Regions from separate parts of the Homo sapiens genome. Here region 1 is linked to region 2. Evidence: read pairs that join two places in POLR2A ChIA-PET (ENCODE). Cell type or tissue: MCF 10A. All regions are shown on one strand. Links, peaks and the distances in the headings refer to the core of each region. The heading gives the core; the rest is flanking DNA. Region 1 holds the start of NBPF12 (NBPF member 12). Region 2 overlaps PRKAB2 (protein kinase AMP-activated non-catalytic subunit beta 2).

The links. Peaks named below come from ENCODE experiments on the same cell type or tissue, not always from the same donor. Only the 100,000 strongest peaks of a DNase experiment are listed, where the experiment ranks them.
Region 1: POLR2A ChIA-PET joins it to region 2 with 5 read pairs; 1 of 35 experiments calls an interaction of 5 or more read pairs at or near these places.

What each region holds. Positions count from the first base shown.
Region 1 is chr1:146,936,913-146,939,823 of GRCh38, reverse strand. NBPF12 (NBPF member 12) reads right to left here and starts at 1,500. Exons shown (of 37, transcript NM_001278141.3): 1 at 812-1,500. In MCF 10A, for the core only: no CTCF peak of the experiment used is centred there; a DNase peak (open chromatin) is centred at 1,443.
Region 2 is chr1:147,166,269-147,169,179 of GRCh38, reverse strand. PRKAB2 (protein kinase AMP-activated non-catalytic subunit beta 2) reads left to right here. Exons shown (of 8, transcript NM_005399.5): 3 at 1,247-1,413; 4 at 2,241-2,334; 5 at 2,562-2,682. Among named protein-coding and RNA genes, the nearest start is that of PRKAB2, 4.7 kb to the left of the region's middle. In MCF 10A, for the core only: no CTCF peak of the experiment used is centred there; DNase peaks (open chromatin) are centred at 439 and 1,559.

The DNA.
Region 1 (2,911 bases), core at 259-2,758, 230 kb after region 2:
TTTCAGTAGAGATGGGGTTTCACAGTGTTAGCCAGGATGGTCTCAATCTCCTGACCTCATGATCCGCCCGCGTCGGCCTCTTAAAGTGCTTCTTTCGAAAGCAGCTCCACCAGCAAAAGGTAGGAAGAAAGCGAGGAAACCATTCCTCGCTTGGTTAACTCTTGGGTGAAAGGACGCCAAATGAGATAATCTAAGAAGTCTCAAAGAAAGACAGACAGGCACAGAAAAATCACAGCAACTCTTTGGACTGCAAACACCAACACCACAGTCCAACCTACCAGAAATCCTGTGGTTAATTGGAGGCTTGCCCCGCTAGTCATGAGGTGATTCAGTGATCGCTACAAACGCTCCTCACATGCATCCTGGACCTGGCACACCTGGCTTGCCCATCACCAGCCTGGAGACACCGCCAGGAGCAGAATCCCGGAGGCCAATAAAGACCCCAACTTTGCAAGTCAGGGGCGCGAGCGCTCTTGCCCAAGTTCCCAGAAGGAACGGCCTCGAGGGTGGGGTGCGAAGTCAGTGTGCTCCACAGGACTTCCGAAGACGTGCCCCCGAAGCTGCTCCGTCCCTCCACCCCCTGGGATGCCACAGAACACCCGCCAGGGAGTTTCTTCCCCAGCGCCCACGAGAGGAGGGCTGTGGGCTGCAGCGGCAGGCGAGGAATCAAGCGCAGGGAACTTAGGCCCCGGCGGAGCCCTGCGGAGCCCGGCAGTGCCCGGCGCAACCGCCCCGCTCGCGTAACAAAACTTGCGGCGGCCCAGCGCGCCGCGCCTCAGCCCAGCTGTGCGCCCGCAGGTCCCAGACTCACCTGCCGCCCGGCCTGGCGCGGCGCCCTCACCTCCGGAACGCTGGGTGGACTTCGCAGTAAACTTGAACTTCCCATCCAGGCTGCAGCCGTGCCGCCGTACCTCGGCCCCGCTCCTGGCGCCGCAGGTCGCCCGTCCCGCGTTCCCAAAATCACCAGGCTCACTCAGAAGCTCAGGCAGCCTCGCGACCCTCACCTACCCCTCCCAGCACCGCCGCTATCTCAACCGCCGCCCAGCAACTTGCTTGCGGCCCGCTGGCTCCTCAGGGTCCGGATGGGCCGTGTCAGGAGAGCCCAAGGCACAGGCGCAGCTGGGCCTTAAAGGGACCCGGCTGCCTCTACCGCACAACGGGTTCGGGCCGCGGGCGGAGAAAAGGAGTAATGGAGGACGGAGCGCAGCTGGGCCTTAAAGGGACCCGGCTGCCTCTACCGCACAACGGGTTCGGGCCGCGGGCGGAGAAAACGAGTAATGGAGGACGGAGCGCAGCGGGGACGGGAAAATCCCTCTCTCCCCTCCGCCTCTCTTTCAAAGCACCAGCCCTTGACCCTGCAATTCGCCGATTTCCCCGGCCACTTGAACCGCCCCTGCCAGGTTAAAGAGGCGGGAGACACACCCCCTCGGAAGCCTGGAGCGACCCCGCCTTTAGGACTGCAGGCTTCGCGCTGCCGCACCGCCCCATAGTCTGACTTCCGGGCTCCGCCCGCGGCGCAGACGCACAGGAGTCGGAAGGCAGCCCCCAGCTCCCGCGAGAGGTGGCCTTAGGTCACTCGCAAAAACAATAACCAACGTGTCAATGGCACTTGTATTTATTTTCTAATTTAAATTTATAACAGATTTCGCAGATGGGCTTCCACTGAAATAAGCCTTTGAGAAAAAGAAAAACTTTTTTTTAACAAGATTAGGAAATACCAAGAAATATGAAGTAAAGCCATGCCATCTACCCAGCTAAAAACTTTGAAAACTTGAAATTTTATCTAAGGCAAATGTTTGCATAATTTTAAGTCGTGCCATTATTTAAAGTCAATTTCAATTAACAATTTCATTGCAACTAAATACATCTTCTATAAGAAAACTAAGATACATCCCTGATAATCTACCTTTCCCCTCCTATATTCCGTCCATCAGCAAATCCTACTGGTTTTTACCTTCCAAATTTTCCTTGAATCTGTCCTCTTCTACCTCCTCCATCACCACCCTAGTCTAGGCTACCTTCACCTGGGGAGTGGGGGTGGAGGGACTACTGACCTAGTCTCCTTGTGGTTTACCCATATCCCCTTTATCGCCTCTCTAATCTCAACACAACAGGCAGAGTGGCTTTTTCAAAATGTAATGTGACCCTGTCACTTCCCAGCCCAAACCACTTCCCGTTCTCTTAGACAAAACCTCCTAACTAACCAAGCCCTGAATGGCCAGGCGCTTTGCCCACCTCTCCATGTCTTCTTACAGGTCAGACCAATTCCATCCTGCTCTCTCTGCTTCAGCCAAACTGGCCTCTTTTATTCCCTATTTACTCAGCTTCCTGGACTCCACAGAGCTTTTGCTCATGCTTTGCTCTGTGCCTGAAGATTCTTCCAACCCTCATCCTTCTGACGACAGCTGTAGTCTCCACCTCTGAGAGGCAACTTCTGACCTCCCTACGGTGGTCCCTTACTCCCATCACATTGCATAAAACTGTAATCAAGTGGTTATGTTGGGGAATCTACCATCAGCTCCGTAAGTCCAGGATTTGGTTTTGTTTGGCTCATGGTTGTATTTCCACATTTGTGAAATACATATTTGTTCCTAAATGAGAACGATAGATGCTAGAAGTTGAAGTAAATTTGGCATAAAGTCAGAGAAAGGTAAAATGTCACAATCTGATATTTGGAGGCAGAATCTAAAAACTTCAGTTATATCAAAACTGATTTTATATCGTTTTAGGCTGGATTGTTGCAGGGACTCTTTGGGTAATCTTTAAAACTGAGTTCTCAGAGAGCCTTGTATAAACACCTGAATTAATAATGATAGCCCTGGGATGGTCCACATAAAACGAATAACATTGGTTGCTTCAAGAGAGGAAGACCGAGCCAGGCACAGTGGCTCATGCCTGTAATCCAAGCACT
Region 2 (2,911 bases), core at 221-2,720:
CACATTATTCAATTTAGTAATATTTAGGCTTAATACTATACAGTCTTATTTACCAAAGTCACTTAAACCAGTCTAAAATAGGGGTCAGCAATCTTTCTGTAAAGGGCCAGATAGTAAATAGTTTAGACTTTGTAGACCATACAGTCTCTGTTATAGCTACGCAATTCTGCCACTGTAGCCTGTAAGCAGCTATAGACAATATAGGTAAGCAAGGCAGGTATGTTGGTTCACACCTCTAGTCTCAGCTTCTCTGGAAGCTGAGGTGGGAAGATGGCTTGAGCCCAGGAGTTCGAGGCTGCAGTGAGCTATGATTACACCACTCACTGCATTCCAGCCTGGGTGACAGAGCAAGGTCCTTTCTCAATCAATCAATCAGTAAAATAATAGGTAAACAAATGGGCAGAGCTGTTTTCAAATAACACTTGATAAAAGCATCTGGCTTACTGGCTGTCTGCCAACTCTTGGTCCAAAGGATAGTAATGAAAAGAAACAGGAGTTACTGTTTTTACAATCCCATAAACCTCATTTGATAAGAGAGCTACTTTTGATAAAGGAAATTGTATTTTTGATCTCTTGCTTCTTGAGGTTCTAGAATTTTTATTCCTACTCCTGAAATAATTAGTATAAGCCTGGGATAGGGGAATAAGTAAGATTTCATAGCCACTTCTCAAGTTTTAAGAAATCAGTGATCTAGTTTTTGAATTTTTAATGTTTCTTCTTTTTACTTCTTAGCTGAAATACAGTTTATGAATTACTTATGAATTTTGATATCTCTGACTTCCATTACAACTGGTAATTGAGAGCTATTCATATTTGCCTATAAAAATATATGGCTGACTTAATTATCTTTTACAGAACCATACTTTGTTTTCATTTTTTTTTCCTCTGAAGAAAGACTCAGAAGCATATCATAATTGCCTGCCTATGAGTTAAACTAGTGGTAGGGAGTTATTTTTTTCTTTTTTTTTTAAGGGAGAGTCTAAGGCTCTGGAAGGGTAAGTGACACAGGTAGACTCAAAAGTTAGGCTATGATTTAGGCAGTGCTTGAGCATAGGCCATTTGACCATTTTTGGTCCTAGATGAGTTCTTTTTCTATAATTTGTTCAAACTCTGATTTAGTTGCTAATTTTGGGGTTTATATCCTTAGCCAAAGCCTAGCACCCTTCTCTATCCTAGGGAGGAGAGTGACCTTTTTAGAATTCTTGGGTCACAGTTTATTCTAGGGATGACCTACTCCTTCTTACAGCTCCCTGGGGACAAAGAGTTTGTATCATGGCAGCAGGATTTGGAGGACTCCGTAAAGCCCACACAGCAGGCCCGGCCCACTGTTATCCGCTGGTCTGAAGGAGGCAAGGAGGTCTTCATCTCTGGGTCCTTCAACAATTGGAGCACCAAGATTCCACTGATTAAGAGGTGACAAGTGTCTTGGTTGAATCTAAGGGTCCAGGAATAGAGACCTGATTTCTTTTCTCAGAAGAGAGACCCAGCTGGACTTTTCTCCACCTACTAAGGACTGTCTCTAGAACATGCCCTTTTCTGCGGCCACTTAGTATATCTGTGGGATTTTTTTTTAACCTCATAGTGAGTCAGAGATGTTTTACCCTTTAGAATTTCATTGCCTCAGAGGGATTCATAATAGCTTTATGGCTACATTCTTTAGGACTATGTCATACAAGTCCTGTCTATGCTTGTGGGAAGTCTTTTGTAACTGTCTGAGTCTTGTTGCTCTGACTTCTGCACTAAAGCAAAACACATTTTGAATTTTTAGGTAGTCATGTTATTTGTTGCTTCCAAAGCAATAATGAGTGATTTAACTGGTTGTCAGAATGGCCCTTTGTATGGTAGTTCATTCTCTAGAAAAGGTTCACCAAAACAGGGAAAGAGTACCTTGAGGCACTTCTGTATCCTAAACCTACCTATCTTATTTGCACTGGTGAGGAACTTGTTCTACTGAAGCAAAGTAAGTTATACTAAGGTGAACCATTTGAGGGGATTAATGTTTTTATTATTCTTTTCCAGATATTGGTTAAGAACTAACGTTGTTGGGAGGAGCTGGTAAATACATGTCCAAGATGATACAGAAAAGGAGAATGGGTTTATACGTTGTTTTTTACACCAGGGGATACAATGGCTTAGGAATCTGGGAAATTATTCATATGATACTATGATTGCCACTTGTTTTTTAGATTCAGTCTTCTAAAAGGAACTTGGCCTGTTTGCCTTTCTTTTTTCTTCTGTAGCCATAATGACTTTGTTGCCATCCTGGACCTCCCTGAGGGAGAGCACCAATACAAGTTCTTTGTGGATGGACAGTGGGTTCATGATCCATCAGAGGTAAGGCCTTGATCTCCAAGGGTAACCATTGACTTAGCAGTCTCATTTTAGCTGTCATTTCTGTCAAGACTGATGGGCAGCTGCTCCCCTACACTGGAGGATTTCTCTCTTGATAAAACGTGGAGGTGCTGAGAACAATCGTGTAAATTTTAGTAAAAGAGGAAGGTTGGATGGAAGAGATGGATTTGAAAGAGAGATTCAATAATTTTTTCTATTCACTGTTTCAGCCTGTGGTTACCAGTCAGCTTGGCACAATTAACAATTTGATCCATGTCAAGAAATCTGATTTTGAGGTGTTCGATGCTTTAAAGTTAGATTCTATGGAAAGTTCTGAGACATCTTGTAGAGGTAATTTTGTATTATTTACTCTCTCTTGCTGTGTCTTTCTTGTAGTTCCTTCCTAAAAGTTGTTTATGTGTGTATATACATATAGAGGGAGAGAGAGAGCAGGGGGTTGGGGGGAGGAGAGAGAGAGACAGAGATTTTTCTCCTGTAAACATTTAGGTCTCTTATTTGCAGCAAACACAAACACACACATTGTAACACAAGTCTCATGATACAATGTTTACCTTATTAC